Regions from separate parts of the Homo sapiens genome. Here region 1 is linked to region 2. A link is an interaction called in ENCODE POLR2A ChIA-PET data of the cell type or tissue named here. Cell type or tissue: B cell. All regions are shown on one strand. Each heading gives the region's core, and the rest is flanking DNA. Links, peaks and the distances in the headings are about the cores only.

The links. Peaks named below come from ENCODE experiments on the same cell type or tissue, not always from the same donor. Only the 100,000 strongest peaks of a DNase experiment are listed, where the experiment ranks them.
Region 1: POLR2A ChIA-PET joins it to region 2 with 6 read pairs; 4 of 35 experiments call an interaction of 5 or more read pairs at or near these places.

The regions. Positions count from the first base shown.
Region 1 is chr17:64,066,940-64,082,280 of GRCh38, forward strand. ERN1 (endoplasmic reticulum to nucleus signaling 1) reads right to left here. Exons shown (of 22, transcript NM_001433.5): 3 at 13,836-13,869; 4 at 12,723-12,795; 5 at 8,236-8,308; 6 at 5,042-5,164; 7 at 1,251-1,352. Among named protein-coding and RNA genes, the nearest start is that of ICAM2, 54 kb to the left of the region's middle. RefSeq lists silencers at 7,467-7,526, 8,010-8,304 and an enhancer at 7,747-7,826. In B cell, for the core only: no CTCF peak of the experiment used is centred there; a DNase peak (open chromatin) is centred at 7,632; H3K4me3 peaks cover 363 bases.
Region 2 is chr17:63,917,415-63,926,669 of GRCh38, forward strand. It overlaps GH1 (growth hormone 1), which reads right to left and starts at 1,425. Exons shown (of 5, transcript NM_000515.5): 1 at 1,353-1,425; 2 at 932-1,092; 3 at 603-722; 4 at 346-510; 5 at 1-92. The coding sequence starts at 1,362. LOC112268204 (a long non-coding RNA gene) reads left to right here. Exons shown (of 3, transcript XR_002958148.2): 2 at 183-230; 3 at 376-512. RefSeq lists a promoter at 1,419-1,912 and enhancers at 3,437-3,526, 3,547-3,596. In B cell, for the core only: CTCF peaks have their summits at 2,004 (motif pointing right) and 2,206; DNase peaks (open chromatin) are centred at 2,017 and 3,537; H3K4me3 peaks cover 708 bases; H3K27ac peaks cover 772 bases.

The sequences.
Region 1 (15,341 bases), core at 5,310-9,309, 150 kb after region 2:
GATCAAATAAACAAAGCATGCTGAGTCTCACCCCATCTTGCAACCACATCCTCTACTCTTGTGGCAGGCTCTAGTCACTCAGTTAGAGGAAACAAGACTTCTGGAATATTCTCAGATCTCCTCTGAGCAATTTCACTTGTTTCCAATGAACTCGCTTAGTCTCTGTAATATCAAGACACTGAGAGCTGGCTGGCGTATAAACACAAGCCAGGATCACTCTCCCAAAGGCAATTTATTTGGTGATGTTCTTTAACACTCTATTCAATAAGTGAGAGTAAATACTGAGGAGGAAGGAGCCAGTGGAGATGCCTATTAATCTGGCATTTCATAGCAGTCACTTGAAACCCATCGATCAAACTGAAAGTCAGGGACAGCTGTGGTGGCTCATGTCTATAAGCCCAAGAATTTGGGAGGCTGAGGTAGGAAGATCACTTGAGTCCAGGACTTCAAGACCAGCCTGGGCAACATAGTGAGACCCCCGTCTCTACAAAAAAAAAAAAAAAAAAAAATTAGCCAGGTAGGTGGGGGAGTGGCGGTACGTGCCTGTGGTCCCAGCTACTCAGTAGGCTGAGGTGGGAAGATCGCTTGAGCCTAGGAGTTTCAGGCTGCAGTGAGCCCTGACTGCACTCCTGCACACATCCTGGGGAACAGAGGGAGAACTTGCCTCAAAAAAAAAAACAACAAAAAAACACCCTGAAAGTCAGACCTGAACCACTGACACTGTCCCATCAGATTCACAAAGGAGTCCTCAGAGAAAAACGAAAATATTCTAGGTCCTTGACAAGAAAAAGCAGAGTCCAACTTTGATACCAATGTTAAGGTGGCAAATTGGTTTTTAGTTTTCATTTGAGTTGGGTGAATGTTAACTGCAGAAATAACTAGGGATGAGTCACATTTGCAGAGTGGCCTTCTTGACAGGGTTGTTAATGTCCTATGCTGATTTTACTTCTACTTTCCATGGGCTTGCAGTAAATTCCTTCTGTGACATAGAAAGACTCAACGAGGGATGTCCTCCTTCCTCTCTGGCTAAGCTTGTCACCATTTTACTTCGGTTTCCCTTCAGACTTCACCAAGGCCCCTGCACATTGACTGTGGGAAGTATTTATGATAAGCCCATGAAAAGTCCATGGAAAGAAAGAACCTGGTGACAAAGAGTATCTTAAAAGAAAATCCTACTTTCTGGAGCCACTGTTTCCACATAGGTCAAAAGTACTGGCCCAAGCTTGTGAAATCCAGCAGAGAGCACTTACTGTAGTCCACGTCGTCCTCAGGCAGTGAGGCCGCATAGTCAAAGTAGGTGGCATTCCACCGGAGCTCTCGGGTTTTGGTGTCGTACATGGTGATGGTGTATTCTAAAGAACACAGACCAGCCAGCCCATTACCACGGAGGGGCCATAGTACCTACTGAGGTGTGGTCCTTATCTAATTATAACAAACAAATCCTCCCTAAACTGTAGGCCAAAAAGTCCAGACTATCCATGTCGATAGAGAAAGGCAATGTGAGGAGAACTGAAGGCCCAGACACATGAGTGAAACTGGCTGACAGCATGTGGAAGCAGAGACGACCCACCCTCGCTATGCCCTTGGACTCATGGCTCACAGAAGTGTAAGCAATAGAATGTTGTTGTTAGCCATTAAGCTTCGGGGTGCCTTATTACATAGCAATGGATTGCTGACAATTAAAAATTGGCACCTTGAAGCAGGATGGCGCCATAACAAACACCTAAAACATGTGGCATTGACTTTAGGACCAGCTGGCAGGTGGAGGCTGGGAGGCTGATAAAAAGGTTGGTGGAGACTTGCTAGTGCAGAGGGGGCACTGCTATTGAAAATGGAAAAGGGGTGACCCAGCTTGTGGAGGGTGCCATGATGAGCATGACTATTGCTTGCAGTAACTTGGAAGACAGAAAAAGTACCTAATCAACTCAGGGATCCAACTAAGGAGATTTCCAGACAGAAGGCAGAAAATGTTGAATGGTTTCTCTTAGCTGTCTATGATATATTGTGAGACAAATGAGCTGAGGAAGAAATCATTCAGCAGAATACAGAGGAACTATAAAGGGTCCAGGACTGAATATCGCTGGAAAAGATTCTCAATATAAAAAATAACTTTAGGGAAAAGATCAAATCCAGGGTACTGCCAGCAACAAAAAATGGGCTCAGGGTAAAGATCAACCAAATCAAAGTTGAAGCTGTAAGATCCTTCTTTGAGACCTCTGAAAGATTTTAAGGTGGTCCCTCATAGACCCTCTGCCCCCATCAAGGGAGTTCTAAAAACCATGTGTTGTCCCATTGCACTCACATTCCAAAGTCTAGAAACTTGTGGGTATGGCTTTTATCTAATGGAATAAATTATAATTTGACACATGGGAAGCCCACATAGTTTTTAAAGGAGTGGTATCAGCATAGACTAAAAGGAACAGAGACAGTCAAATTGAAAAAAAAGGGCTTCTAGATCCCCAAATTTCAATGGACAAGGAACGGACTGAGAAAGATACAAAACTGGCCATTTGTTATGGAAAAGAAAGGACTTCTCAGAGGGCAGAACCAAGAGCCACTGAGAGCACTATATTAGGGAACCAATCCCAGAGGGCAAAACTGGGCCCTAATGAAGGAATATTCCCTACCCCTGGAGGAGGGGAACCTGAAAACATGTGCCTGGCTGGATTTCAGAATTACTAAGGCCCAATGTGTGATATGTGTCTCTCTTTCCTGCCCTTTTTTGAGTGAACATGTTTACTGCAGCTATCCTGTCTCTGTCTCACCACTGCATGTTGGGTGGGGGATGGGAAGGGGAGAAAGACCCTGTCTCTTTAATTCACAGGTCTCCGATCAAGAGGTGCCACACTTGAGGAGCATCATCTACCTCCAGACCTCATGCAGATAATGAGAGGTGAGATTTTGGGACTGATGCTGGGATTGGACTTTGGGGGTCTTTGGAGGGAGTGGGAGGGTTGTAAACTACTGCAGCCTGAGGGAGGACTGCAGTAGAACATCTCTAAAGGTCACTACCACCAATTCTTCCCATTCCTGTAATGCATGTTACTCTTCCCATCAAGAAGCCGAGTCTATATCTCTACCCTTGATTCTCAGCTGGCCTTGAGACTTGCTTTGACCAACAGACTGCAGTGGAAGGAAGGTTCTGGAACTTTTGAGCCCAGACCTTAGGAGGCACTGTAACACCCATTTTTACTCAAGAGGGAGCCCGCTGCCATATCAAGAGTCCAGGCTATCTGTATGGAGAAAGGTCACACGGAACTGAACTGAAGTCTCAGATACATGAGTGAGGCCAACCAAGCATGTGGAATAAAGATGATGGGTTCTTGTTGAGTCCTTCCTGAATTCCCTACAGAATCATTAACAATAAAATGCTAAGTTGGGGTGGTTTGTCATGCAGCAATAGATAATGGAGGCAATGGATTTACACACCTATGCACACACATTCCACCTCATGCATATCCCAGCTCCTTCGAACACCACAATTTCACCTGAGAATGACGCAATTTTTATATCTGGATGAAGCTGGGGCCACTGTAAGAATTTACTTAATGGAAAAGGTAAACACATAAATCCTAAGCAGTCACTACAGTCAGAAGCTGGAATACATGATTTCTACAGTCTAAGACCTTCCACCCATTTCCAGGAGAGCCCGGCCAGCTTCTGCAGGGCCCAAGATTAGTCTCACTGAGTTTTAGAAATGCAGTGCTTTCCCCAACACTTTCAGGACGGTTCTCTTTTTTCAAATCCTTGGCTGCCTGAAAGTTTAGACCTAAATGTAGTGCTCAATTGTAATGAATTCATCCTAGGTTTTTGGTATAATTTCTTCCTTCTAAATGTTTTTTGTTTCTCCTTTTAGCTTTAAGTATCGTTCAACAATTTTCATGGCATCCCCGACATGTGTGAGGTGCTGCACATATGGTAATAAGTAAGGCAGGTCTCTGCAATAATGGGACCCACCCATTCATACATTCAAACATTGAGCCCCTGCTACACATCAGGCAATATGCCTGATGTAGAGAGACAGCAGCTGAGCAAAACAAAGTCGTACCCTCAGGGAACTGATATTCTAGTGAGGGAGGCAGGAAGTAGGCACATTGAATTTATAAATATGCAGTGCCAAGTGTTAAGAAGAAAGAGGCTGAAAAGGGAGGAAACACAAAATGGTGCGGTGAAGAGGGTGCAAGCCATGCCTGTCAAGGGACAATGACGAGGGGTGAGATGGCTGCCACTACAGGCCTGTTAACTGCTACGTGTGCCCCTAGAATGGGAGAGCCGGGTGTTCCTGAGCAGGGTGCAGGCTGTGAGGCTGCAGAAGAGGCTTCACAGAGAAGGTGACTTTTGAGTACAGTTGTGAGAGAGGATATTTGCCAGATAGGCAAAAACAGGCATACCTGGTGGAGAGGACCACACCACTACAAGTCTTTAAAAACAACACTGCTATTCTGGGAGCTGCAGGTAGTTCATCCTAATTGGGAAACTTTTTTTTTTTTGGGCAGGGGGGATGGAGTTTTACTCTTGTTGCCCAGGCTGGAGTGCAGTGGCTTGATCTTGGCTCACTGCAACCTCCACCTCCCCAGTTCAGGCAATTCTCCTGCCTCAGCCTCCTGAGTAGCTGGGATTACAGGCACATGCCACCACACCTGACTAATTTTGTATTTTTTTAGTACAGATGGGGTTTCGCCATGTTGGTCAGGCTGGTCTCGAACTCCTGACCTCAGGTGATCCACCTGCCTCGGCCTCCCAAAGTACTGGAATTACAGGCGTGAGCCACCACGCCCGGCCAGGCAACTTTGAAATGAGAGAAATGAGGCGAGAAAGGTGGCAGCGGCGTCACAGGGGTTTTTCTGGGCCGTGGTGCAGTTTGGACTGTATCCCTTGCACACTGGGGGGACACTGAAGGGTCTTATAAAGGAAAATGACATGATGGGACCTGTGTTTGGAAAAAAGCAGCTCTGGCCACCTTCTAGGGAAGGAGGCTGGGGAGCTTCTTCCGATCTTCTGGAAACAGGCAGGTTGTAGAAGACAAAGGTTCATTTCTTACCTGTTCGCCCAAGATACAGAAGAGAGGTTGATGGGCAGAGACTATCTGCAAAGGCCGATGACAAAGTCTGCTGCTTCTCTCCGGTCAGGAGGTCAATAACATACCAGATGTCCTGCTTTTTACCTGAAAGGACACAAAAACACATCGTCGTTTACACCATATGGAAAAAAGTATCGCTGCCAAACTAGCAGCCAAGATGCTCTGTATTGAGAGAGATAGACCTGAATTTCTTAGGATGTCATTTCTAAGGTGATGATATAAATGGTAATGCAGAGATAATAAAACTTCTTAGGTCCATAGGTCTTATAATAATTTAATAACCTAAACATGGTATACAAATTCCTCCAAACCCAATAACATAATTATAGTTTCAAAAAGTTCCCCAAACTTTCAAGTTAGATTTTATTGCTTTGATGAGTGGCTTTAAATATGAAAAGTCTTGCCTGTGAAGGGCAATCCTTTTCCCGTGGACTGGGATCTATAGAAATACAGAAATGTGCCCAGGGGTTCATCTCCCTAATAACCATCATTCACATTTCTCAACCTCCCTAATAACCAGCCACCATGTGAGAAGGATCCACAGTTACTGTTTATGACTATAATTAACTAGTACCTGGGACTGGTCAGTGGAGTTGGTTGCAACCTGATGCTAAGGATGTCAAAGTTGTCTCGGCCTCTGTTCCCAGCCAGTAAGTAATTCCCTGGCCTCGGGCCATACCCCCTAATCTTGGTCAGCTGATTATGACAGGCAGACAGCACAGTAAATAACACTATATATTAAGAAAACCCAAAGCATATGTATCAATGGTATATACCCAACAGCATCCTAGGAATGGAGAGTCTGTAGCAAGGGCCTCCAATGTGAAGGTCAACACAGTCACTGTGATGCGTGTATTTCCATTTTGTAAAGCATGATCTCTGGTGGTCATTTTTATCTTCCTAACTTATTGGAAAAGTCTCCTGTTTTGGAGACTCTTAGAAGAAGAATATTGAGATGCTGGAGAAGGTCACAGAGCCTTTGAAATTTTTTTTTTTTTTTTTTTGAGACAGAGTCTTGCTCTGTCGCCCAAGGAGGAGTACAGAGGTGTGGTCACGGCTCACTGCAGCCTCAAACTCCTGGACTCAAGTCATCCTTTTGCCTCAGCCTCCCCATAGTTGAGACTACAGGCATGTGCCACTATGCCTGGCTCTTTTTTTATTTTTTTTGGGATGGAGTCTCGCTCTGCCGCCCAGGCTGGAGTGCAGTGGAGTGATCTCGGCTCACTGCAACCTCCACCTCCCAGGTTCAAGCGATTCTCCTGCCTCAGCCTCCTGAGTAGCTGGGACTACAGGTGCGTGCCACCACACCCAGCAAATTTTTTTTTTTTTTTTTTTTTAGTAGAGACAGGGTTTCACCGTGTTAGTCAGGATGGTCTCCATCTCCTGACTTCGTGATCCACCCAACTCGGCCTCCCAAAGTGCTGGGATTACAGGTGTGAGCCACCATGCCCGGCCACCTGGCTAATTTTTATTTATTTTTTATTTTTTTTGAGACGGAGTCTCGCTCTGTCGCCCAGGCTGGAGTGCAGTGGTGCAATCTCAGCTCACTGCAACCTCCGCCTCCAGGGTTCAAGCGATACTGCTGCCTCAGCCTCCTGAGTAGCTGGGACTACAAGCATGTGCTACCACGCTTGGCTTATTTTTCGTATTTTTAGTAGAGATGGGGTTTCACTGTGTTAGCCAGGATGGTCTCGATCTCCTGACCTCGTGATCTGCCCGCCTCAGCCTCCCAAAGTGTTGGGATTACAGGCGTGAGCCACTGCACCTGGCCTACACCTGGCTGATTTTTTAAAAATGTTTCTTCTGTAGAGACGGGGTCTCACTATGTTGACCAGGCTAGTTTCAAACTCCTGGCCTCAAGCAAACCTCCTGCCTCACCCTCCCAAGGTACTGGGATTACAGTTGTGAGCCACTGCACCTGGCCTGTAATTTGCTAATGCTATACCTCTAAAGTTCTAACAGATGTTGCATACATGCCTGCTCCACATGTGTGCAACTTACCCATGGATCGCAACTCTGTTCTCACTGACAAAATCATAATATGAATATGATCTGAAGGTAGAGGAGAACAGAGCTAGGACCACGAACCTTTTCCATCTAGCATGACATAGCTGGTTACTTCAAGAACCACTAGAGTTTACATAACTCAGTTATTACTTTAATGGGTAGATTGGGCAACTACCATGCTCTTAAATATGTTTAATGAACTCGCCTAAGAGGCCACAGCACAAAGATGATAAGAAGACAATATCCTAAGCAGACTATAAGTGATGAATTGCTGGCAAAAGCTGGAAGACCAGATAGGACACAGTGACATGGATGGTCAGAAGATTATCAGATGTTCCCAGGTCACGGCCCACAGAGAGAAAAATCTGTGCCGATCGTTTCCTCCAAATTCCTAGGCTGGGAGTTCCTCATTCTGAAGGTGTGGAAGGAAGCAAGAGTCTCAGTGTCCTGAGCAAAACCTTAAAAGTCTGGCCTGCACTTGAGACCCAGAAATACACATAAAGCTCCTCGAGGCATGAATAGGCAATAAGCACTTTCAGTTCCTCAAAAAGAAAGCTGCTGTATAAATACGGGCTATTATTGCTACTATGATTTCAAGATAAATACAGCTCTCCTTTGTGTTGCAAATGCTTTTTTATTGACATTTTGGCAGCAACATAGTAAAAGAAAAGCAGGTGATCTGATGCTTTGAAAGCTGTGACCCCATAGGTATGAAGGCAGTTTATCTAGGCAAGCTATTAAGTGCTGTTCTATCAAACATTCTGATAGCAGGAAATACTAAGAAAGCGCTATAATTAACAGGCAGAGCCTGGCTTTCCTTCCTTGGCTTAGATGATTGTACTCACTTTAAATTTCATCCATTTGCCACTGGGTATGTTGCAATCTTGGAATCTCAGGACTAAGTCAACACAGCAACTAAAAGCTTGTTAAATGAGTAACCATATTAATGATGTCAATTCTTCTCCCAAGTTGGGGGAGCCCTTTCTTAATTGGTCAGCTGATCCTGGGGAGAACAGCACCTGAAGCACAACCCAGGAAAGAAAGGGTTGGCAAGGCGGTGACTGCGCCCTCTCTCTCCGCATGCCACTTTCCCAGATTCCGGGACTTACATCAAAGAGACACAAGTTTCTGGAGACAGGAACTCTTACCCATGTAGAGGATTCCATCTGAACTTCGGCATGGGGATGCCTGCACCAATTCTGGGATGGTAAAAGGAAGTTTCTTTAAAAAAAAAAAAAAAGAAAAAAAAAAGTTAACCAAGTCTTGTGCAATTATTACAATTTTACCAGGCAGTTTGTTTCTATTACCTAATTCTGCTAAAAAGAGAGAAGCACTTTGCAGATGAGAGTTTTCCTAACTGAATACAAAGGAGAAGGGGGCACCCTATGCTTCCACATCTACTGTGTTTTTATTTTCATTTTTTTGAGACAGGGTCTCATTCTGTCGCCCAGGCTGGAGTGCAGTGGCACCATCTTGGCTCACTGCAACCTCTGCCTCCTGGGTTCAAGTGATTCTCTCACCTCAGCCTCCCAAGTAGCTGGGATTACAGGCATGTTGCCACTACACCCAGCTAATTTTCCACATCTATTTTGACAAGCTCCCAGGTCCCTGAGCTCTGTAAACATCCACTCCTTTACTTGACACCATGTGCAGAGGCCCCTCAAGGTCTCCTGTCCAGGGTGCTTCCCAGGGGTGACACAAACCTTTTCTGAAAAGATTTACACAAATATGGAGAGTTATATATTCTTTGAAATGCTAAGAAAGAATTGTCCTGGCTTGGAATACAGAGCCAGAGCTGGCTAGACTGAGTAAAATGACAGTGCTTTGTAGAGCCCCATGGGAGGGAGCCAGGACATTGATGCTGAAGGGATGCAACCTTGGTGCCAAGCTCAAGCTTCGAGGGAAAGGAGAAGTCGCCATTACAGGGGCAACACAAGAGTTTGAGGTGGAAAAGAGTTTTGATGTTTTCTTCAGTAAATAATTCACTATTGAAAAACAAGAAAAATTGAGACTTTTGGTTTTAAAGAGGAAGTTAAGATAGGTGCCAGGAAAAGAAACTCAAAGGAATCCAAATGTTTCAACTGCATTTCATCATAAAACTGATTCTTCTGAGTCTACAGCTGACATCTGACGAGCTCTTTTGGTTAATGCTTGTTTCAGTATACTTTATTTTTAGAACATTCTGTGTTTTTGAAATTGTTCTATAGATACCTGCTTTTATAGAAATGCCTCTACTGCATGGTCACCTTTTTCTCCAAGAAAGAAAAGATTTCTCTCTAGCTTTAATAAGCAGAGCTTTGCATACTAAATAACTTGGATTTTCCCATCATCCCAACATTCAAACCAAGCCTCAGAGGAGGAAAAATGCTTCAGAGAGGCTGCAATGACTGGGTTTTGCCATGTGTTTCTGAGAATCAGAAAGGCACTGCAGATCTTCTAGTCTTCTGGAGTCCTGTGGTCTCTGCTGAGCACTGCCACTGGTGCCCTGATTCAAGGCCCAAGCTTGGGAAACATTGTTTCTGGAGCTGCTAAACCACAACCCAGAAAGGAGCACAAGGGAGTGATGAAGGGCATCCTCTTTTTTTTTTTTTTTGAGACGGAGTCTCACTCTCACCCAGGCTGAAGTGCAGTGGCGTGATCTCGGCTCACTGCAAGCTCCGCCTCCCGGGTTGATGCCATTCTCCTGCCTCAGCCTCCCAAGTAGCTGGGACTACAGGCGCCCGCCACTGCGCCTGGCTAATTTTTTGTATTTTTTAGTAGAGACGGGGTTTCACCGTGTTAGCCAGGATGGTCTCGATCTCCTGACCTTGTGATCCGCCCGCCTCGGCCTCCCAAAGTGCTGGGATTACAGGCCCGGCTGGGCATCCTCTTTAAGAACCAACTCCAACACTAGAAGACTCAGCCCTGGACATATTCCTTCACTTCTCCAGGCTGTTTCCACACCTCTAAAACGGGGATATCACCCACAGGGCTGCTGAGAGATTCCAATGAGATAACTTATACAACTCACTCACCCCAGTTTCTGGCAAACAAATTGCTTAAGAAATGGGGACTACAGAGCTGTGGAGAGAAACCAACGGAGAGCAGTGTTGAAGGTGAAATACACACAGCTCTATACAAACTTGCCCTCCTCCCCTCTGTTTTGGTCACAGGCATTCACAAAATAATTTTAAAACACCCAAGTTAAAGTCCACAATCCACTTACAGCCTAGATCAGTGGTTCTCATCCTTGGTTGCCCATGAGAATTACTTGGAAGCTTTAAAAACTTCCTACTGATGCATAATACGCAAACAGAAAAGCACTCATCATCACACAGCTCAGTCAAGTTTCACAAAGTGAACATACCCACGTAACCGGCATCCAGGTGAAGAAACAGAAGCCCCCCTCCTCTCTTGCCCCCCTTTCTAGCCATAACTCTCCAGGGGTAACTATTATCCTAACTTCAAAACAGCAGAGACTCGTTTTTCCTGTTTTTGGCTTTACATAAGTGAATGGCAGCGTGTGGCCTTTTTTGTCTGTCATGTTTTGCTCAACATCACGCTTGTGAGTCATCCGCGGCGTGTGTCGTCATAGACTGTTGGTCCTCATCACCGTGCATGCCGCTTCCAGAGTTTATTTTTCCACTCCACTGTGGATGTTATTTGGCCACCCTCTGCTTATTATAAATGGTGCTGCTGTACATTTGGGCACATGTCCATTGGTGAACAAAAGTGCATTTCTTCTTTTTTTTTTTTTTGAGATGGAGTCTCGCTCTGTTGCCCAGGCTGGAGTGTAGTGGCGTGATCTCAGCTCACTGCAAGCTCCACCTCCCGGGTTCACGCCATTTTCCTGCCTCAGCCTCCCAAGTAGCTGGGACTATAGGCGCCCGCCACCGCACCTGGCTAATTTTTTGTATTTTTAGTAGAGACGGGGTTTCACCATGGTCTCGATCTCCTGACCTCGTGATCCGCCCACCTTGGCCTCCCAAAGTGCTGGGATTACAGGCATGAGCCACCGCACCCAGCCACAAATGTGCATTTCTGTTGGGTCTGTAACCTAGGAGGGCATTACTGGGTCCTAAGGACTTTAGCACTTACTGCCAACAGTTTTCCAAATCACTTGTGCCACCCTGCACTTCCGCCAGCAGTAGGTGAGAGTCCTGGTTGCTCCACATCACCAACATGTTTTCTTTTTCTACTTTCCTTGTTTTGGCCATTCTGGTGAGTAGCAGTATGGCACTGTGGCTTTAATTTGCATTTCCAAATGACTAATAAAATGGAACATCTTTTCATATGTTTATGACCATTTGGATATTCTCTTCTGTTATTCTTCCATTGGGCTGTCTTTTTTTAACGTACCATAGGATTTCTTCATATATTCTGAATATGAACTTTTGTTGGATGTGTATACTACAAATACTTTGTGGCCTCTTAATGAGGAAAAGTTCTTAATTTTAATATAATCAATATATTGATTTTTTCCTAAATTTATAGTGTTCTTTAATATCCTACTTAATAAATCTCTACTTACTCTAAGATCATGAAGATGGTTCCATTACTTTTTTTCTTAAAGCTTTATTATTTTGCATTTCACATTTAGATGTGTGATCTATCTGGAACTGATTTTATATGTGTTGTAGGGGGGTAGGAGTCAATACTTTTATTCCTATATGGATATCCCAATTGACCTACACCACTTATTGCAAAAACACTGTAAGCTGGGTGGTGGTGGCTCACGTCTGTAATCCCAGCACTTTGGGAGGCTGAGGTGGGTGGATCGCTTGAGCCCAGAAGTTGGAGACCAGCCTAGGCAATATGATGAAACCCCATTTCTACCAAAAATACAAAAAATTAGCTGGGCGTGGAGATGTACACCTGTGGTCCCAGCTACTCAGGAGGCTGAGGTGGGAGGCTGGCTTGAGCCTGTGAGACGGAGGTTGTAGTGAGCCAAGATTGTGCCACTGCATTCCAACCTGGGTGACAAAGTGAGACCCTGTCTCAAAAGAAAAGAGAAAAGACAAGACAGGACACTGCAGTGTCACCTTTGTCACATATCAGATGACCATATGTGTGGGCCTGTTTCTAAATTCTCTTATCTGGGGAGCTTTTAAAAAGTCCTGATGACTTAGATCAATTAAATCGGGACCTTCTGGGATTGGGCCCTATGTTCTAGGTCCTAATGCTGTTTTTTCGAATTCCAGGTTATTACAATGTATAATTAAGGCTGAAAACCACTGGTTTAGATTCTCAAATGGAAATGAGGGTAGAATATCACATGACTCCCTTAAGGAGTCATCGGAAGGTGGGGCAGGTGGAGACAGCATTTCAAACTATATCCCTCCCTCCTAAGGTGAGGGTCACCAGTTAGAGCAAACCCTGTTCTTAACATTATATCCTCCAGTGTATGGGCTGGGCCATGAGAACCTGCTGGTCTGCATCCGTGTTTCTGAACTCTGGCACCACATTTAAAAGCTCATTTAGGAAGCTCTCTGAAAAGACTGATGCCCAGGCTCCTCTCTAGACCACCTGAATCAGAATCCCCAGGGGTTGTTTTTAAAAGCTCCAGGTGGGAGACACAGTAAGACACTGTGCAGACACACTTAAGGACCGCTGGTCTAGAACCCCTGGAGTACAAAAAGCAGCTAAATATACTCACCGTCAGGCCTTCATTATTCTTGCTTCCAAGCGTATACAGGCTGCCATCATTAGGATCTGGGAGAAAGGCAGGCCTAGAGATTAAATAATAAATATCAAAGATAAATTACAGCCCAGGGCATGGAACAACATACCAAAGCCACGCAAACCCATGATGGAGGAATAGAGAGTGGAGGGTGGTTGTGTGTAGGTGTATAAGTGAGTATATAAGACAATTCCACCCACTACTCTCTCTCACTTCAACCACAGATAAATAAAATACCCCTATGGTGGTATACACTATCCTTGAGTGGAGAAAAGCGGCCTGAAAGGAAAAATCATACAAAACCATAGAAGACAAATTATCATTTGGTCAAAGCACTCTGGATGAAGGCAAAATATGTGAAAAGGACCCAGTAAGTCCACTTTTCAATTTCTACATCAATTGTATATAGAACTCCAGCCATTAATATTTGATAGGATGGCATGGTACATAAACAGGTAGAACAAATCTGCTTTTAGTTTTCAAGAGATATTTTTTGTTTAACTGGAGGCAATAAAAGCAGACTCTAACAGCTTGACATCAGAGAGAACCCGCCAAGGGGACAGATCAAGGTCCCTCCGTCAGTAGCTTCCCTTGAAGCAGATGTGAAGTGGTCTTTTGTCAAGTTAATCTGCTAAAGACTAAACTATAACTACAGTCCCTCAGAAACCCTTGGCTGAATCGTTCCTTAGGTTGTGCCATCATTTAAGGCTCTTACCAGTGCTATCCAGCTTTTACCCCAACACACACTCTGTAGTAGCAGGTCACATTCACCTTTTTTCTCCATGATATGACACAGCAAAGAGGAAGAGGTCCAGTCCCCCTGAGGACTTTGGAAGTTTAAGTTCAAAGCTCAACTTGAGTTTCATCTCAAATAAGCCTTTTTAAAACCACTACCCTTCTCCCTCAGGAAACTGACCACCTCCTCCTCAACACAAGCTTTCATCATAGCACCTGTAAGACTTTATATGTCACTCACTGTTATTCCTCAAACTTACACATATATGCACTCCCAGCAACTGGCCTCATAAACACTGATTGAATGAAGAAGACTGAATTAAAGGGAAGTACTGAGCGAATCAGAAAACTTACTCTTCCACATGTGTTGGGACCTGCAGGACTGGATCTGTGCAAAAGAACAACAAAGCCATCATCAGAAACATCCCAAAATGTCAAGATTCCCAGAGGCTTCCCAGGACCAGGCCAAGTTGTACCGGTAATAACTTTCTCCCTCCTGTTAACCTACATGGGCTAGTGCACGTGAAGGTTATATGCATTTTTGTATCACCGTGCATATCTTTTAGAAAACATATCCACAATGATGCAAATGTAAGCTCTTGGATAGTTACTGAGGCTGGATAGAGAACTGAGACCAGAACAGAACTGCTTTCAAGAAACTTGCATATAACTTGGGGGATGGATGCAGAACGAAGAACCAGTCACCACACACCGTGGACAAGGGGTCAGAGCATCACTATCTGACACCTCAAAGACTTCTAAAACCTTAATCATTACCTTGTCCGATGCCTGGAGTAGCTCTACATATTCCCATTAGGAAAAGTAAAATGGGTTTAAGAACTAACTTTGATTGGCCAGTAAATGGACACACCTCTTTGGAGCGGCAATTCTAGAGCCTCCAAGTGTTCATTCCCTTTGGCCCCCCCATTGCATTTTTATAAAATCTAATTTAAAGACAATATAAACTATAGAAAATGGTTTTTGTACAAAGATGTGTACGTAGCAGCATTACAAATGACCTACCCAATAATATGGTTAAGTTATAGAATGTCCACTTGGCAAAAAATTAAGGCTTCTAAGAGGGCTAATAAAATTTTAAGACATATACAAACCTATGCTATTATGTTCAGGAGAAAAGATAACATTGTACATAGAGTATTAATGCAACTATGGGGAAAGGCTTCAATGTACCTAATTAGATGGAAAGATCAAAAATGCTAATTGTAAGTTATCCTTGTTGGAAATGCAACTCCCCCCAACCTTTTCTATATCTTAAAATTTCTGCAAGAGCAGGCATTACTTTTTAAATTGAGAACACGTTTTTTTCTCTAAGTCAATTTTACATTTGCAGCAATTAATGGCAGAATTCTTCCCTCCCTAGATTTTCCTGGGCACAAAGCAAGAGGAAGCTCCTGATTCCAGGGGCAGATGGTGGTGGCAGTGAGAGAGCATGAACACTGGCACAGCAGCACTGTGTAGTGACAGATCCAAAAGTCCGCAGGCAGGAGACTCACAGCGATGAGGTATTTCCAGCAACCAAAACCCCACAGCCATGCTATACACAACTTAATCTCTGGGGGGCAAGAACAGCAAGTATTCTTACATGATTTTGTATGCAGAATTCCAGACTCTGTAGGCTCTGCTTATGGTGACAGACGGCTGTCCAATCCATCCAATTATTGGATGAAGGAAAATCTTTTAAGCCTTATCATATGTTGACTTTGCTTAAAAGCCCAGCTCCTATACAAAGGCATATGGTGTTCACAACAACAGAGGTGTACACACACCATATGCGGTCTGTGGGCAGCAAACAAACAACTCACTAAACCAAAAACACTCTAGGAAACAGGAAGAACTTTC
Region 2 (9,255 bases), core at 1-4,000:
AGTAGTGCGTCATCGTTGTGTGAGTTTGTGTCGAACTTGCTGTAGGTCTGCTTGAAGATCTGCCCAGTCCGGGGGCTGCCATCTTCCAGCCTCTGCAAAGTGAAGGAAGAGAAGGAGAGGCCAAGCGCTTGGGTACTGTTCCCTCCCTTTCTCATTCATTCATTTTCCTCCCTCCCCTTCAGGGTGTAGAGAAAGGCCTGGAGGATTCACGAGGGGAAATGAAGAATAAGGTGAGTTCTCTTGGGTCAGGGCCTGACTGCTAAAAAGAGGGCAGCAGTGTTTCTCTAACACAGCTCTCAAAGTCAGTGGGGCTCCAGGATTGGGGACCCCTGGCGCCACCCTCACCCCCATCAGCGTTTGGATGCCTTCCTCTAGGTCCTTTAGGAGGTCATAGACGTTGCTGTCAGAGGCGCCGTACACCAGGCTGTTGGCGAAGACACTCCTGAGGAACTGCACGGGCTCCAGCCACGACTGGATGAGCAGCAGGGAGATGCGGAGCAGCTCTAGGTTCTGCAGGGGAAGGACGGGCATTGGCTGTGCTGCCCGGGGGCTCTGACTACAGGTCTCCCCCATCCCCGCCTGGGGAGAAGGCATCCACTCACGGATTTCTGTTGTGTTTCCTCCCTGTTGGAGGGTGTCGGAATAGACTCTGAGAAACAGAGGGAGGTCTGGGGGTTCTGCAGGAATGAATACTTCTGTTCCTTTGGGATATAGGCTTCTTCCTAGGAGAAGGACCGCCCACCAAGGTCTACGCTGGAGACCAGCTCCCATTGTTACTTTTCTGGGAACCTCACTCAGCGTGTGCTCATCTGCCTGCATTTTCGCTTCGGGAAAAACCCTGAGCTCCTTAGTCTCCTCCTCTTATTTCCCAGCGGGGGAAAGTCACCCCTTCCTGCCACCCCTGATGCGCACCCATTCCCCAAGAGCTTACAAACTCCTGGTAGGTGTCAAAGGCCAGCTGGTGCAGACGATGGGCGCGGAGCATAGCGTTGTCAAAAAGCCTGGATAAGGGAATGGTTGGGAAGGCACTGCCCTCTTGAAGCCAGGGCAGGCAGAGCAGGCCAAAAGCCAGGAGCAGGGACGTCCGGGAGCCTGGGGAGAAACCAGAGGGCAACAGAGGGAGCCGGAGAGCAAGAGGCCAGCACTCTCCCTGCTCCAGGAGCTGTTTGTTTTTCTCTCTCCATCCCTCCAGGGACCAGGAGCTTTCTGAGATTGGCCAAATACTGGGCTTACATGGCGATACTCACATTCAGAAGCCCCAAACCTGAGGGTTAGTGCCCCCGTCCCATCTACAGGTCGCTGCCTCTCCCCTCAGGACACATTGTGCCCAAAGGGATTTTAGGGGCGCTTACCTGTAGCCATTGCAGCTAGGTGAGCTGTCCACAGGACCCTGAGTGGTTCGGGGAGTTGGGCCTTGGGATCCTTGAGCTGGTCTCTTGTGGGCCCTTTTTATACCCTGGCCCCTTCTCTCCCACTGTTGACCCCACCTGTTTCTGTGTACATTTATGCATGGGGCCACTGACGGGCTTGTGCTAATGGATAATTTAGAAGCTCCTCCCACACATGCTGGGATCATGCCCCCTGGCTTGTCATCTTTCCCTTCCCACCGTCACCAGTGTTGTGAGGGTTGTGCACAGAGTGTCAGCCAGAGATACCACCCAACTTGTCCTCTCTTTAAGGGTCACGTGGGTGCCCTCTGGCCGCAGGCCATGGTGGCCAACCTGCACGCGGCGAAGGATGTCAGGATAGCCAGTCCTTGAGACCCCCTACCGACCACATCCCATTCTCTATCCTATCCCTTTCCTCCTCCCCGCATGTTTAACCTCCACCCACCAGACAGAATGTGTGTGTTGGGAAAAGGGGCCAAGCACAGCCAATAGATTGTGGGGGTTGTGAGCACGATTCAGTCCTGAATTCCACTTCTGCTGAGGACTCCTGGGTCAGCCTGAGTCAGCTGGATGCAGTTCCAACACTGACCACTAGAGAGAACCAACCCCACACTTTGCTCTCCCCTTTCCCTGAGCATTGCTGGGGCTCCCCCAGGTCCCTGGGGACGAAGAACCCAGACTCAAGGTATTGCCCCAGCTCCTTGGACTTGCAGCAGAGACACAAACCAAGAAACAGAAATCCCGGGAGCAGACACGGACCACAAGCTCTTCCTCCCATAGCCCTGAAACCATCAGAGAATCTCAAAGTTAGAAGAGCTCTTGAAGATTTGAGTCTCTTCCTCAGCTTTGGAACTCAGAACACATCACGCCGAAAGATGCTCTATCAGGCTGGGCGCGGTGGCTCATGCCTGTAATCCCAGCACTTTGGGAGGCCGAGGCGGGCGGATCACGAGGTCAGTAGATCAAGACCATCTTGGCTAACCAGGTGAAATCCACTCTGTACTAAAAATGCAAAAAAGTTAGCTGGGCGTAGTGGCGGGCGCCTGTATTCCCAGCTACTCGGGAGGCTGAGGCAGGAGAATGGCGTGAATCCGGGAGGCAGAGCTTGCAGTGAGCGGAGATCGTGCTGCTGCACTCCAACCTTGGCAACAGAGCAAGACTCCACCTCAAAAAAAAAAAAAAAAAAAAAAAGAAAAAGAAAAAGAAAGATGCCCTGTCCAGCCATGGAAGCCCCTCCTCTTTTTTCTCCTCCTCCTTTTCAGATCTGTATAGAGCTTTTCCAGTTGCCGAGGGCCTGCCTGTGCATTCTCACATCTGACCTGCCACTTGTCTTGTGAAGGAGGTATTATTTTCTTCCGATTTCACAGATCAAGAGACTGTGGCTCAGAGAGACTGATTGCATGAGCTACCTCAGCCAGGGCAGCAGATCTCCACAACCTTGCTCTTCCTACATTGCGTCATTTAAAGTCCTTTCTCCAGGCCGGACACAGTGGCTCACGCTTGTAATCCCCAAACTTTGGGTGGCTTTGAGGTGGGTGGATCACTTGAGGTCAGGAGTTCAAGGCCAGACTAGCCAACATGGCAAAACTCCATCTCTACTAAAAGTACAAAAATTAGCTGGGCGTGGTGGCATGAGCCTGTAATCCCAACTACTCGGGAGGCTGAGGCGGGAGAATCACTTGAACCCAGGAGGCAGAGGTTGCCGTGAGCCAAGATTGCGCCACTGCACTCCAGCCTGTGCAGCAGAGCAGAACTCCATCTCAAAAAACAAAAAATAATAATATTAAATTTTTTTTTCTCCAGAGCAGGTAGTGTGATGCTACTGAGTTATTTAGTTATTTTAGCTTCTTCCATGTTCCTCCAATCTCAACTGGGGCAGGGAGCCCCCATGACAGGGCCTTTTTGCTAGTGCCGGGGACTTAGATGTGGATTTTCGGCCATGGAAGAAGTCTCCAGCCTCCCTTAGGAATGAGGGTGGCAGGGGCCCTAGTTGGGGACCACTGCATAACTCTGCAGGTGGACACAGGGGTGGCGAGGCTCCCCAGACAGGTTACTGCCATGAACACGTGGGACCAGCCAGGGCAGGGGAGTGTCTCCTCTTACCTCTCCATTTCTGTTGACCCAGAATTATGGTGACTCAGAGGACTCTAGGGACCCCTGGGGAAACACCTTTACAAGGGGTTACTGTGGTAACCATGGACCAGAGGGAAGAACTGAGGCCCACAGGTGTGGGTAGAAGTCGGTGATCGTTTTCTCTAGTCTAGATCTTCCCAGAGCCTTGAGCAATGGAGACCATGTCTATCATTCATTGCTAGTAAAAAATCAACTTTGAATTAGACTTGGGATTCTCCTAACAGTACTGGGAAGTCGCCCACTGTTGGGGCATCACTTGAGGCCAGATCCCTGGTTGCTGCAGGCTGGAGCCTCTCCCCACATGGCCAGTGGGGAGAGGCTGGGCTTCTCACCTCTGGTGTCAGCCTCAAAAGGCTCAGGAAAAGTTGGGCACACGCCTGTAATCCCACCACTTAGGGAGGCCAAGGTGGGTGGATCATGAGATCAGGAGTTCAAGACCAGCCTGGCCAAGATGGTGAAATCCCGTCTCTGCTAAAAATACAAAAATTAGCCAGGTGTGGTGGCAGGCGCCTGTAATCCCAGCTATTCAGGAGGCCGAGGCAGGGAATTGCTTGAACCCGCGAGGTGGAGGTTGCAGTTAGCCAAGATCACGCCACTGCACTCCAGCCTGGGCGACAGAGCGAGACTCTGCATCCAAAAAAAAAAAAAAAAAAAAGCTCAGGATAAATCTCAGAATCATCTTGGTTCTTTTAAAGAACCTCCCTTTATAATTTAGGATCCATGAATTTCTCTGTGTGTTTGGAAGCCCTTCCTATGTCCAACCTCGACTAACTCTAGGGTTCTGTGTGCCTGCTGTGGAAAGTCACAGATCTGCTGTTGATCCTAAAGTGGTGTCTTTCAGGCTTCAAGATCTCCTGTTAGGTTCAAGACTGTGGGGTTGAGGACGATCACATTTTTCGAAGCCATTCTCACCGGTCTTAGGGATCGCCTCCAAGGGACTGGTGGGTGCTCCTTCCACTCTCACTTTGGTGATTTGAGGCGCACACTTCTCACCTGCAGCTCTGTTCTTTCTTCCTTGAGATCAGAGGCTGGTTATTGTACTGGGACATACTCTACCTCCTTTTGGCTTCTAATGTCCTTTCCATGAGTTTGCTACCGAGTCAATTACTTGGCTCATTGGATTGAGGTCTTCAGAGAATATTATATGGGGATTCCCAAGGGCTCTCCTAGGGGAGGTGAGGAAGATGATCAATACTTCTGCGTGTCCACTATGTGCTTGGCACTCTACTGACCATGGGGATGTGAGTGAGGATACTGAGGCCCAAAGAGATAAGGTGGCTTGCCTGGAGCTCTCCCAGTTCCTAAGTGATGGCTTCTAAGGCCCCCCAGGCTTTCCTTCCATGCCAAGCTCTTTAGAAACCTCATCTAGTAAAGATGGTGGCACTACTAGGCATGGACAAAACTTGCCTCAGTGCAAAGCTAGCAGGACAGGGGTCAAGTCCCTGCACAGAGGATGTTCAATGAAGATGGGGGGAATTGAACACAAGGAACTTCAGCCACAGAATGAGGTGTCCATAGGCATTAAGGAAAGTGGTAGAAAAGAAGCACCCAGCATAGCTCGGGTTAGTGAACCGAGGCACTTCATGCTGCATATTTGTATTGCACGTTTCAGTGTACATCGTGTTTCACTTCCTGTATCTCGTTGGACCCTTCAGTTTGCCACATGATATGTCCAGGGGGTTCAGGCACGGAGGAAGGGCCTCGGAAGGCTTGGGGAGGAGAGGGGCAGACACTGCTGTGTATTGATGGGGGGATTGTTTGCACTGGTTGATGATCTCTGAACAACCAAGAAGTACACAAGGATCTACCTAACTTGACGTGCTAAGTAATTTCACATTGGGGATTATTCTCCAGGGAGACGATCCATTGATAGAGAAGTGAAAAGCATCGAGATGTGTCTAGTAGTTGTAGGAAGTCTGGGGTGCTTTCCTGATGGGGTGCCCTCAGCTGGAAATAGCCTCTCCTTCCTTTGACCTGTCCTGTGGCTATTTGCAGACATTTTATTCCTCTTACCAGACTGTAAGCTCTTTGAGGCTGGATTTCTTTTTTTTTTTTTTTTGAGACCGAGTCTTGCTCTGTCGCCCAGGCTGGAGTGCAGTGGCGCGATCTTGGCTCACTGCAAGCTCCGCCCCCCTGGGTTCATGCCATTCTCCTGCCTCAGGCTCCCTAGTAGCTCGGACTACAGGAGCCTACCGCCATGCCCGGCTAATGTTTTGTATTTTTAGTAGAGACGGGGTTTCACTGTGTTAGCCAGGTTGGTCTCCATCTCTTGATCTTGTGATCCACCCGCCTCGGCCTCCCAAAGTGCTGGGATTACAGGTGTGAGCCACCCACGCCCGGCCTGAGGCTGGATTTCTGCCTTTCGTCTATTCATTCATTCACTCATTCTTCTATTCATGCATTCACCGATTCTACAAGTAGTTGTTGCCTATAACATGGGCCAGAGACTGTACCAGGCCGATGGACATATCTAGATAAACCAAAGACATGATCCTTTCTCTTCTGGAGCTAACAATCTACTGGGGGGGCAGAGAAAACATTTTACCATTACGTAATGTATATATATAAAATGGTAAAAAAAATTACATAATGTGTATATATATATAAAATTGTAATATATATATACATATATTATTTTTTTTGATGGAGTTTTGCTCTTGTTACCCAGGCTGGAGTGCAATGGCACAATCTCAGCTCACTGAAACCTCCACTTCCTGGGTTTAAGCGATTCTCCTGCCTCAGCCTCCCGAGTAGCTGGGATTACAGGCATGTGCCACCATGCCCGATTAATTTTGTATTTTTAGTAGAGATGGGGTTTCACCATGGTCATCAGGCTGGCCTCGAACTCCTGACCTCAGGTGATCCACCCGCCTTGGCCTACCAAAATGCTGGGATTACAGGCATGAGCCACCGCGCCCGGCCAGGTATATATATATATGTTGGTAATATAATGGTATAATAGAAATTTCTAATTGGGGACATTCCCATGAAGAAATTGCTAAGATATGGAGGGAGAGAATAAGCCAGGAGGTGAAGGGACGAGGCAGCTGCCACAGCCCCAGGCCCAGGAATTCAATAAGCATCTACTGAGTGGACCCAACGCATGAGAGGACAGTGCCAAGCAAAGAACTCAAATGTCCAACCAGCTGGGCATGGCCAGGTAGCCCATGCTGTGTCTGGACGTCCTCCTGCTGGTATAATTATTTTAAAATGACAAGGACAGGGAAGGGCGCAGTGGCTTACATCTGTGATCCCAGCAATTTGGGAGGCCGAGGCGGGCGGATCACCTGAGGTCAGGAGTTGGAGACCAGCCTGGCCAATATGGTGAAACCCCGTCTCTACTAAAAATACAAAAATTAGCGGAGCCTGGTAGTGGGCGCTTGTAATCCCAGCTACTTGAGAGGCTGAGGCAGGAGAATCGCTTGAACCCAGGAGGTGGAGGGTGCAGTGAGCCAAGATCGTGCCATTGCACTCTAGCCTGGGCAACAAGAACAAAACTCTGTCTCAAAAAAAAAATAATAATAAATAAAATAACAAGGACAGGAACTTGATTGTCAAATGCAAAAGGTGACAAGGCAGAGTGCCCAAGTTCCCAGGAATGTTCTATACGGACTCATTAACTTACACGAAGTTCTGCCTTCCCCTCCTGCCACATGGGGAAAGTGGTATTAGGTCTGGAGGGGGGATGCCTTTTTTAAAAAATTGAAAATTATATTAGGATCAGTCTAAGTGTGTTTTAACAAACTACACTCTGATTTAAGTCAGGAGATAATGCTCATTAATTTTTGTCCTCTGCAGTCACCTGTTTCCAAGTAAAGTCTTTTGGGTGGGAGAGGCAGGTGTCCCAAGTGGAAGATTTGTGGTTGTTTGCAGCTGAGTCAATGGCAGGACCAGAAGATGACATACAAGGAGCAGCTTGTAGACCTGAGACACACTCAGGAATGTCACAGATGTGGGCTCTGAACCCACTTCTTGAGGTGATCCAAAGAGAGCAGACAGAGATCCCAAATACCATGTTCCGAGATGGCTTTTGTTGTTGTTATTGTTGAGACAGAGTCTCACTCTGTCGCCTAGTCTGGAATGCAGTGGCATGATCTCGGATCTCAGCTCACTGCAACCTCCCCTTCCTAGGTTCAAGTGATTCTCCTGCTTCAGCCTCCCCAGTAGCTGGGATTACAGGCATGTGCCACCATGCCTAGCTAATTTCATTTCATTTGAGACGGAGTTTTGCTCTTGTTGCCCAGGCTGGAGTGCAATGGCGTGATCTCAGCTCACCGCAACCTCCACCAGGTTCAAAAGATTCTCTTGCCTCAGCCTCCCAAGTAGCTAGGATTACAGGCATGCGCCACCATGCTTGGCTAATTTTGTACTTTTAGTACAGATGGGGTTTCTCCATGTTGGTCAGGCTGGTCTGGAACTCCCAACCTCAGATGATCTGCCCGCCTCAGCCTCCCAAAGTGCTGGGATTACAGGTGTGAGCCACCGCACTGGGCCTAAATTTTTTATTTTTAGTAGAGATGGGGTTTCACCACGTTGGCCAGGCTGGTCTTGAACTCCTGACATCATGTGATCCACCTGCCTCAGCCTCCCAAGGTGCTAGGATTACAGGCATGAACCACCGCACCCGGCCCTGAGATGGCTTTAGAGGCCCCTCAGAGAAACCTCAGCCAGACCAGACACCTACTAAGGGACCCAAATAGCCACCGTTTTTTGCGTTTTGTTTTGTTTTTCTCTCGTTTCCAATTCTGCTGGAAAAACACCCAAAACCTTGGGTCAGATCACCCCAACCCTAGCAGCACCTGCAGCAAGAGGGGAGGAAGTCAAGCTAGAATGGAGGAGGAACAAGCCTGTGCTTCAACCAGGGTCCCTGGGGAGCTGGCTGGATTCCCCCAGTGGGCAGTGAGGCATGTGCCCACCAGGGGCCTCAGAGCTGTGTTCTGGGGAGGGGGCAGGCAGAGGGGGCAGCTGTAGAGCTGGGGTCCTGGAGGGATGGCACAGTGGCTTCCTCTCGAGGGTGCTCAGAGGCCTCCTACTAGGCCTTGGCAAGAAGGGGTGGGGCCTTTGGGGCCTCAAACCTCGTGAATCATAGGAAAAGCAAATCCCCCTTCAAAACACAAACGTTTGAAGATAGCCAAAGTTGTCCCTGGATTCCCTCCTCCTTCGGTTCAGGGTCTTATTGCTGCAATGCCCTTCAAGAGGGGCGGCCGTGATGTAGTGGGGAGAAGGCTGGACTTGGAGCCAGAAGGTCTAGGTGTGATTTTGGCCAGTTATGGTAATTTCCCTGGGCCTTGATTTCCTTGTTTGTAAAAATCAGGTAGTGCAACCTTCTTCCAGGGACATCAGGCAGAGTGTAAATGAAGATGGAGGTGTTCAATCCAGTTTTCTTGCATTTAAGAGGTGCTCAATACGTATTTGTTGGGCCCAATAAAAGCTTTTGGTTCATATTCTCTGTTCTGATTGTGGTGGTGGTGATACAAATCTATACATTTGCTAAAATTCTGTACACCCAAAGGACACAAACTCAATTTTTTTTTTTTTTTGAGATGGAGTTTTGCCCAGTCACCTGGGCTGGAGTGCAGTGACACAATTTCTGCTCACTGCAACTTCTGCCTCCCAAGTTCGAGCAATTCTCCTGCCTCAGCCTCCCAAATAGCTGGGATTACAGGCACCAACCACCATGCCTGGCTAATATTTTTATATTTTTGGTAGGGACGGGGTTTCACTATGTTGGCCA